2 separate regions of the Homo sapiens genome follow, and region 1 is linked to region 2. The links are chromatin loops, found by intact Hi-C in ENCODE. Cell type or tissue: MCF 10A. All regions are shown on one strand. Each heading gives the region's core, and the rest is flanking DNA. Links, peaks and the distances in the headings are about the cores only.

What was found. Peaks named below come from ENCODE experiments on the same cell type or tissue, not always from the same donor. Only the 100,000 strongest peaks of a DNase experiment are listed, where the experiment ranks them.
Region 1: a loop joins it to region 2, with 4 times the contacts of the local background. A loop is called at or near these places in 1 of 110 quality-filtered maps.

The regions. Positions count from the first base shown.
Region 1 is chr3:94,751,628-94,757,024 of GRCh38, reverse strand. No RefSeq gene overlaps it. Among named protein-coding and RNA genes, the nearest start is that of LINC00879, 180 kb to the left of the region's middle. In MCF 10A, for the core only: no CTCF peak of the experiment used is centred there; no DNase peak of the experiment used is centred there.
Region 2 is chr3:94,692,017-94,697,413 of GRCh38, reverse strand. No RefSeq gene overlaps it. Among named protein-coding and RNA genes, the nearest start is that of LINC00879, 240 kb to the left of the region's middle. In MCF 10A, for the core only: no CTCF peak of the experiment used is centred there; a DNase peak (open chromatin) is centred at 2,313.

The DNA.
Region 1 (5,397 bases), core at 87-5,086, 60 kb before region 2:
CAGTGAGGTCTGACATCTCTCTCTTCTGTTTCCCCTCAGGAAGAGAAGCTTCATCAATGCCTTGAAGACCTTCTGTCTTAGAACCTGTAAGATGAAGTGAAGCTACATGGCCCAAAGGGGTAGATTGTGACAGACACAGAGAAGAGCTTCTCAGATCCCCGCTCAAGAGAGGACTATCTGTCCACTTCTGATGAGTGTGATCAGCTGACCTTCTAGCTGTTAACTCATTAAGAGTCACCTTAGATTCCAAGGCAAAGTCCTTTCCTTTCCTTTCCAAGGTGGCTTTTGACCAATGGTTTTCCAAGGTGGTGTACAGGAACCTAACCATCTCTCCTCACAAAGGACTCCCTAATGAGCAATCTTTACTCTGTTGCTTAAAGTCAAGGAGACTTTATAGAGTCAGCATCAAGGTCTGACAACTCCTCCTAACCAATTCCACTTGCATCCCTCTCTTTCCATGGTTGTTAACAATAAACCTTTCACACACCTAACTTCTTATTATCTGCTTTCCAGAAAACACGGCCTGCCTCAGCCAGTCAAACTCTATGCATCCTCTTATTTAATTAAGGAAAGATTTTCCAGAAGATTATAGTAATATATTATTTTATAACTAGATATTTAAACATGCAGTTATCTAATTTTAATATAGAAATGATATGTGTGTATATACACAGAAACACACACATATCAATAATAGCTATGATAAAGTAAGATATTTTCATCAGTCTCATGATAGATTACAATATTGTCAACAGAGAATAAAAAATATCAAAAGGAAGATTTATGACTGAATAGTAAGGCTATTCGTTTCCAACTTGCCTGGTGAAAAAGTCATAATTGCTTCACCTTCTGTCAACAGCTATCTTCTAGTAAAATAGATTTTTAAAAAAGGAAAAAGTGTTTATAATTAACACCTACAAATTGACAGATGTACAAACTTGGAAGCCCAACAATGACAGAAAGAAGATGAAATATATTCTGATCTTGAGCACAATTGCATGAATTGTTTCAAATGGGAATTTATAATTTCCAATTAATTGAAATACAAATTAATTTTAAAAATTATTTTTATAACATAATAAAAGAGTTCTTAATGCTGAGTATTAGAGAATACAAAATGTATTTGAAATGTGCTCTGACAAAGTACTTATTCTTCATAGAAAAAGAAAATATAATCTCTTTGTCCTCCCATAATTATGATGGTAATACAATTTATTATGCTCTTTCCAGCACATGCTCACAGAAATTATGACCGTTATAATTTTGTTGGGCATTTTATGATCATGTCTTCAGTGATATTTATCATTTCATGAACAATTGGCAGTTAAATAGGTTCAAACATTAACATTTTAATTCATCTGCAGATTTATTTCAGAAATAAGCTACACGCAATGTGGATTCTCTATTATAACTTCCCTTGAGCAACTATAAACTTAAACATGTAACTATCTTTTATGATTTTAACTCTTCTTGAGAATGGGCATTTGAAATTTTAATATTCCAATAAAGAGAGATTTCTTGAAAATTATAGTTCTAAATGTTGACATTATCAAAAAAGTGAATTAAATTCGGTTTTGAACACAAGTTTAGTAAAATTATTTCTCGGATAGTTAAGAATTTTGCCCTGTGGCATTACAAAATGAACTAAACCATTGTGGGTACAAAGCTGCAAGGGTCTATATAAAAAAGTAACTTTACCTGTGTGTTCTATAACATAAGAGTTTTATAACTTCCTAGAGTTTGACAACTTCTACATTGAAATGTACATTTTAAATGATAATCATCCTAAGGATGAACTATTTTTGTCCATCACTGCCTATTGATTCATTGTAGCTTGTATTGAGGCCATTTAATCAGAGCCAAAAATATCAAATCAGTGATTTACTTATTAATTCTAGTAGAGAATGATTATTTAAGGAGGCTTTGATCAAAGCACTCTTCACAGAAGACAAGTATGAATAATACGGGCTAATTTGTGGGACTCAGAAAGAAACTAAACCCTAGAATAGGCTAGTAAGGAAACTGGCAGAATCTGTCTCTTCAGAAATAATTAAGACTAGAGTAGACATTTTCCACTGAGTATCTTTTAGCTTTACAACTCTTTGATTCTGGTATGTCTGTGATACTTATTTCTTGAAGATCATGTCAGCAGTTTTCATCTAATGCATTTGACAAAAAATGTGTCATGTGAGGTACTTTTTATATTAATTCATAGGCTATTTTTCAAAGCAGTTTTAGGTTGACAGAAAAACTGAGCGGAAAGTACAGAGTTTCCATTTACCCCTTCTTTGAACCATTCTCTGCACAATTTCTCCTACGATTGACATGCTGCATTAGTGTGGTACATTTGTTACTATTGGTAAATCAATATTGATAAATTACCATTAACTGATGCCCATAGTTTCATTAGGGATCACTCTTTGTGTTGTACAATCCCACGGGTTCTGATAAAGCATAATATCCTGTGTCCTCCATTAGAGTTTCAGGTGGAATAGCTTCACTGACTTAAAAATCTCCTGTGTCCCACCTATTCATCCCTCTCTGCAACCACTGATCTTTTTTACCATATCTATAGGTTTTCCTTTTCCAGAATATCACATAGAGTAGGAATCACACCATATGTAACATTTCACACTGGTGCTATCTTTTCAGTGCTGGATCCTCCCAGCTTTATTTATCAGTGTACCTCTCAAAATACAAAGTCAAGGATCTCAGAAAGCATGTGCTTTATAATATGTGACACTTAAATTTAAGAACCTACTTCCATAGGTTTGATTCTGAAGTATAATGACAATGGTGGTAATAAATAACATCAAGTTCTATCACCAAGGTCTAATATGAGTTTATTTCAATTTCAACTTACTTTAAGGTATGCCTTTTCTATCCTAGTGTACATTTTTTTTTTGGTCCTTATTTTACTCCTCCTTCTTCAGGGAAATATTCACTTTGAGGAGAATTAAGCTAGGGCTGGGCAGAAGGGAAAATGGAGAGCAGAAATTAGTGCTTGGAGTGGAGGAGTTCTGAGAGTACCCTGCCCTGGACCATGGCGGATGATCTGGTGGCTATGCTGGGTGCCTGTTGGATACCTAAAATAGAGCCTCGGTCTTAGAAACAGCTTCCATTTCTTAGGAATGCTTTTCTAAGGTATAAAGGGTGCCTGAAGGTGTGACACAGCAAAGTCAATGGACCAAATATTAAGAGCTCTGACCTAGAGATAATTGGTGAAAGCCCTAAGGCTGTGGAAAGAGAAACCTACTCTTCAGTCTCCAACAGTCGCAACACTTTCCTAACTAGATTGGAAAGTAGGGAGAATCTGGATGTTTTGGTCTATCTAAAATCACTGAGACTCTTGTATAATATTAGAGAGGTGGAGAAGGCTCGTCTCCCACAGCAAATTACTAACAGCGAATTATTGGTCAACCAGATATGTACATGGAGGCTTAGAGTTGATTGATCTGATATTGCAAACTAAAAAGATGTGGCCGGGCGCGGTGGCTCATACCTATAATCCTAGCACTTTGGGAGGCCAAGGCGGGTGGATCACCTGAGGTCAGGAGTTGGAGACCCACCTGGCCAACATGTCGTAACCCCATCTCTACTAAAAATGTATATATAAATATACACATTTTCCTCCTCAAGCCCACTCCTAAAACTGTTTTTCCCTTGTGGATATTTGAGACTAAAAATGAAAGCTCTTTTTAACAGAAAATCTTGTAAATTTCATACCTATAATGAATAAAGCCAAGCACTACTTGGCACACAGATGGTGGGAAAAAGAAAAGAAATGGAAAAAAAAACAGAGAGAGAAAAAAAGAAGAAAAAAAGAAAAATATGAGCAAATTTGAATACCGGAACAGGCCGATGTTGAAAATAACACTTACTTGAAAGCATTATTTTCAACTTGAAAGTTATAGTTTTTTTAGAAAATATTAGAAACTTTTAATATAAAGTTCTCCCAAGAGATGTTTGCAGCTGGCCCAATGTACTCTCCTGTCTTGTTAGAGAACTAGTAAGCAGATTATCTTTACAATTAGAGTAGGTAGAGTGTTTGCTTCATAGATAGAAACGTAAGAAGTAGTCAAGCCAATAGAAGTTAGAAGTAGTCAGGTCAATATTTTCTAACAGAATGAAGAATAAAAATTAGTCAGTCATTTCTACCATTGCTAGTTATCATGTTTTAGCACTGTTGTATATGTCTACATATCTTCTTTTTCATCCTCACATAAACTCTATAAATCTGGCCCTAGTATTATATCCATTTTATTTTATTATCATTTTTTTTTTAGAGATGAGGTCTTGCTCTGTTGACCAGGCTGGAGTGCAGTGGCATGATTGTAGCTCACTGCAGCCTTGAACTCCTAGCCTCCAGCTATCGTCCTGCCTCAGCCTACCTAGTAGCAGGGACTAGAGTCACGCACCACCATGCCCAGCTATTTTTTATTTTATGTTTTGTACAGATGGGGGTCTCGTTTTGTTGCCTAGGCTTAAAACTATTTTATAGATGGGAAAACACATCTATAAAATATGATGTGTTTTACACAATTCCTTTACATATTGCAGAGACAGCCAGACAGGGGTAAAACGACATTCAGGCTAAGGCAATAGTAGGATAGAAAATACACACTTAGGCTCTACATGTCACCTGTCTGTTTTTTCATTGACTTACTTTCTTCATTGAATAGATAAATGTATTACAGAAAAATATACTTAAAACCAACATGGATCTTTCATAACAATGTCATATATGTTATTACATATTTACTTTCAAAGCAGATGAGGTAAACTGATGTGGTCAAAAGATTAATAAATCCTTTTAGAATGCAGGACTTCTTCCTTAGAGGATCAATAAAACTTCCATTTTGCTCTTCATAAATTCATTCCTTATTTTTAAAAGCATTAGTCATATTATGTTAGTCACACAACTCAGATGGTTGCATGTGTTGTTAAACTACCCGCCTATCTTCAAGGTAGTAATTTATAAAAATCTATTTAATTTGTATTTGTATGAGGATAAAAAAATAATAATAAGACATGAACCTGAGAGGGTTCTTGACATCTTAAACTGGGATTCTTATCAGAATGTCTTTTTCTCCTTTTTTTAAATCTTTTCTGCAGAATGCACTATTCTCCCCCTTTTCTTCACTGGATCTCACAAGTTTTAGGAAGCTATACAAACTATCTATACAAACTTTCACAGATATGAGTGTTCACAGATTCACAGGTATGAGTGTAGGTAATGTACTGTGCCAATACTGAGGAAGATATAGAGATCTGTGGTCTGCTTCTTGCCTTCAATGAGTTTATCATTCATTTACTAAGACAACGTATATATTAAAAGGAAGTGACGACAAAAGGCACATATGAAAAATGAGCCTTTATTCATAGGTGGGGTCTTCA
Region 2 (5,397 bases), core at 303-5,302:
GTATTAACATTATAAAAGAAAGGAAAAAATTAAACAAAAAGAAACCTTATTCACTGCACATAGCTTTAACTTCATTATGCATGCAAGTTATTATTTAATCTAGAAACACTATAAAATTTTATACTTACTTTCCTTTGATTATTCTGATCTTGTGTGGAATATTATTTCCACCCCCACTCTGAACTCAGTCTAGAAAAGTTCTATTCATTACTCAAAGCCCAGATTCAGTTTATTCCTCCTTCCTTTATCATCTTCCCAAACTACTATTTTCTCCCAAGTTATTAGTCATCTGTGTTATCATGGTTCTTTTGCATATCTCCTTTTTAATACTTATATCACCGTATAAATTGTTTTTTTCTTTGGGGGCTACTAGAGAATAGGGATTACTTTATTCATCATTGTATCTTTAATACTTGGACTGAGATATGGTAAATACTTGGTAAGTAACTTCTGATAAATTATAATATGAGAGAGAAACAAGTAAATCAACACATGTAATACAGCGGAGTATGTGCAATGTTGACATTACACAGAGAAGAATGGAAGAGAAATCCTAACTCCTCCTGGAAAGAAAACAGTTAGAGAAAGCTTTGGAAAAATATTGGCGTAAGTTCTGAAAGCACAGGAGTCACTAGAGTAATACACTGTAAAAAAGTGAAAATTTAGAAAAAAAAAAGTCATATAAAAAATACACATAGAAGAGAGTATGATCATCAAAATACTTGTGAAAAGTTTCTCGGTTTAGCTGATGGTTGGATCACATACGAAAAAGTGTAAAAAGAAGTTGTAGAGACAGGCAAAGCCTAGGTGGGGAAATGCCTGCTTATATCATGGAAGGTCATCATTTTTTTTCTGAAAGCAATTAAAATCTATTGAAGACTTTAATTGAAAAAGCTGTATGTTAAGATATGCTCTTCAGAAAATATTTATTAAAAACTGCAACATACTCATACACGAAATGAATATGTATATATTCAGCTCATAAATGTATTTTTTTATGTAGCTTATTAATTGATTTGTTAAATGACAACTGTGTGCTAAAGACAGAAAGTGAAAAATGATTTGAGAAATGACCATAAATGTGCTTTCTGGTTTGTAAAAGGCTTTAAAAAGAAAACTGTACTTTTGTTATCCTGATAAAAGCATTAGGACTCCATCGTATTTTTTGTGGCTTCATGAACATTTGGAATTCTAAGATAAGAAAGAGAAGATAGCTTTAGCTTGATCTGAAACATTATAGAACATTTTGTATAAGCCCTGGTGTTTGCTACTTAATGGGAACAAGGCTATGGAATCTCTCACACAGTTTAAAGAACTACTTTTTTACTAAAACACATAAAAGTCACACACACACACACACACACACACACACACACACACTCTTTTCTCCCATTTCAGCATTTTGCTGCCTTAATCCAATTTCCATTATCCTCCAAATACTATAATAAGAGACATGCTAAGTCAAGCAGAAAAAAATATTAGCAAGAGATATGGAAGAAATCAGCCTACAAATACGATATTCTCTCCTAATTAGAGGTGACTGTTCTCAAAACCCTCATCTTCTATTGTGAGTTCTTGGCATCTTATCTATTGAACATGAAAACTGAAATGTTTCCAAATAGTTCAGACCTTTACTTGACATTTTAACACCAAAAATATCTCACATGTGTTCTCCAATTTCCAAAATCAATAAGTTGAATCAATAGCAAAATAACGCTAATTTTCTGCATCATCTTGGAAAAAAGTAAAAGTGAAGCATTCTAAGCAAAAGGAGAAGACAGGCAATCGCCCTGATCAATATTAAAAAGTGGGAATAATTGAGTGTTTTAATAATCCCAAATGCTAGAAAGTGAAAAGAGAAAGGAAATACAGGTAGCTTTGGTTACACACAAAAAATGTATTTTTAGTGTATACTCCAACATCACTCCCTGTAGCTGACATTGTTGTCTTCAGTCCAGATTCCTTTCTATCTTTTTCTCTTTTTTTTTTTTTTTTTTTTTTTTTTGACTCTTACACTGTGTCCCTCTCCTTTTTGTGTGTGCCATTGCCTTTTCTGGCCCACATCATTGATTTTCTTTAGTGTATGGTACAAAGTTTGCTGGATCTGCTTATCCTTATAGTGAAAAGCAAGAAGCCTGGAAGTTTATGCTCCAGTTGACCAATGACTGCAGGATGTGAAACTTCAAAAGTCTAGTTCCATCATCTGTAGCATAATTTACCCAAAGTCATCCCCCAGGATCAGGAGGAACTACCTGAATCACACTCTGTGGAAGTTTGTCTGAATCACACTCTTGCTGGGATTATTTTTCTTCCTTATCCTGCTTTCGAAACATTCTCGCTGGTTTCTCTTGGCAACAGTTCCTTAATAGTTGTGGGGAAAGTTTGAGAATTTCAAAGACAGAACAACTGAAACCTTTACAAGAGCTTACACCATACCCAGAAATTTTAAAAGGCAATAGAAATGAAAGAAACATCAAATATCAACAGTAAAGTTTATTCTTCATCTTTGAGCTTATCAGTGTTTTAAAACACGACTAGTTAGGAAGAACACATGCAGCCAAGGTTTTGGTGGACCACCCAGGTCTACCTCAGAATCCAGGAACTCATCTCTCCAGATGCTGAGAGTTGTTTACTGATGTCTCACAGCAAAATGATTTGTTCAAGGGTAAAGCTCTCTTTAGGGGCAGCTTCTGACAATCGGTTGATTCAAGGTACAAAGACTAAAGCTTTTGCTTCATTTTGTGGTATCTCTAGACAGCCATTTAAGCCTCAGAGTTCCCTGAGAGATTAACTGAGGTTACTGTTGTAACATCATCACAGTTTAACTCTTTTCCCTGACCAATCTTGCTTTGTTCATCTTTTACAGATATTGTTTCTGAGAGTACATCCCAATAAGTGACATGCATGACAGTGCCTTTTCCAGCACAGAATAGGCCACTCAAATAATAGGTCTTGGATTCCTACTGGGACATGATATAGAAGGAGGGACATATTGTGACTATGCAGTCAGAACAATTCTTTATAATTTTGGTTTATGTCAGATACACAAAATCATAAACTTGTGCAGGCCCAACAGCAATCCATCATAAGATGGAAATGGAACATCTGGGATCTGACAAGAACAGGGTCAAGGGGCACAAGTAAGATGCACGAGCAGATGGCCCAGAGGGCACACCATTATCACTTCCGCATTTATTCTTTGGCTCCTGCTTATTGCTACATGTCAGGAAGAAGGATATCCCTTATGGCCAACTGATGTAGGATAAAAAAAGGCTGGCTTTGTTCACAGAACAGTCTGCTCAGATGCGAGTACAACAGGAAACTTCTCCAACACTACAGCCCCTGAAAGGCAGCAGTGAGTAAAATCTTCCCGAACGCTAGAGCTTTGTAAGATACATGTTGTCATTTACTTTGTGTCTAAAAATGTGGCAGGAGGCAAACATATACAGCAATTAATGGCAAGTGTCAAATGTCTTTACTGATTGGTCAGTGATGTTAAAGAAAATAAAATTAGAAAGTTTCAAACAAGGAATTCATGGGAAGAGAGATGTAAGTAGGTCCATTCAGAGACACAGTATGAAGATCTTTTTATCATATATTAACAGGTTTAAAGGGTATCCACCACTGACGATTCCTCAAATAGCCAAGTAGACGGATTAACAAGCAGTTGATACCAGCCAAACACTGTCATGACCCACCAAAATACTAATACAATAGCCAATAGCAGAAGGAATGGAACCTGTAAATAGGTTCAACAGCATAAATTCTATCTCATCAAAGCCAATTGAGTTACTGCTACTGCCAAATAACTAAAATTTTCAACAATATAGACCAACAATGGCACCATCCCTTACGAAGACCAACTAGTCATTTGGTGATGGACTGATTACACTGATCTCATCTATCCTGGGGTAAAAAGCAAATTATCTTGGTAGAAATCAACCAATATTCAGAGTACATATTCATTTATTCTTTCCACATGGCCTCAGCATCACCACGCAAAGGCTTACAGAGTGTTTGATTGAGCAACATAGATTCCTACATTATATTTCATTCAAGAGAGTGATACGATTTACAGCAAAGGAGGTTCAACAGTGGTTATATAACCGTAAAATCCATTAGCCTCTTCACATATTATGCTCAGAAGCTGCCGGTCGACAAAATGAAATAGGCTTTTGCAACCTTGGAGCTCAGACCCTGAGAGTATAGGAAGCCATCCTACAAGATACAATGTATACCTTCCTTAAACTTTCTTAAATCGATGAACATTATATGTTACTGTATTTCTAATAGGTTGAACACATGAGTTCAAGAATCACATGGTACAACAAACCCCCATGGCATGAGTCTACCTATATAACAAGGCTGCACATATACACCTGAACCTAAAATAACAGTTTAAAAAAATACATAGATACAAATTATTTCAAAAAAGAACCACAGAGTGGAAGTTGGAGTGGCCTTATTTCTTTATCATTCCTAGTGAAATTACTGGGAGAATTTGTGTTTCTCTCTCCTACAACTCTCAGTTCTTTGGTTCTATGTCTTACACTCCATAGTACGGATGCTTCTACCAATGGCCACAGCAAGAATCCTAGTAACAAAATATGATATATCCATACAATGGAATAGCAAAATGGCAAATAAAAAGCAAAAACAGAACTGACACATGATACAACATGAGTAAAACTTGAAAACATTCTGCTAAGTGAAAAAATCAATCATGAAAGATCACATATTTTATGACTTTATTTAACAATTGTGTTACACACTGGACTCTAAGTTTCTTGAGGAATGAGACTATTTGCCTTATTTACTCCTGTAATCTTTAGTTTCTTACACAGTACCTAATGCAAAGAGAATATAAAATAAGTACATGTTCAATTAAATATATATTTTAAAAGCCCCTGGAAATTGGTATTTACACCCTGCATCTAATAGAAAACTCTTCAGTCAACAAGACAAGACATTTATGTCTTTAATAAGCTACCACTTTGCTTTTTGACATAATTTTACCAACTTTCAAATTTGTATGGATATCTATGTATTGGTTATAAAGAAAATTCAAGTTATGGAACTTGTGGCTTAAAGCTATTCATTAAAGTTTAATTAAAACTGTCTTCAGGAGCCGGGTGTGGTGGCTCACACCTGTAATCCCAGCACTTTGGGAGGCATAGACAGGCAAATCACTTGAGGACAGGAGTTCAAGACAAGCCTGGCCAACATGGTGAAATCCTGTCTCTACTAAAAATACAAAAATTAACTGGGTGTTGTGGCTGGCACCTGCAATCCCAGCTACTAAGGAGGTTGAGGCAGGAGAATCACTTGAGCACAAAAGGCAGAGTTTGCAGTGACCCCAGATCTCACCACTGTACTCCAGCCTGAGCAACAAAGTGA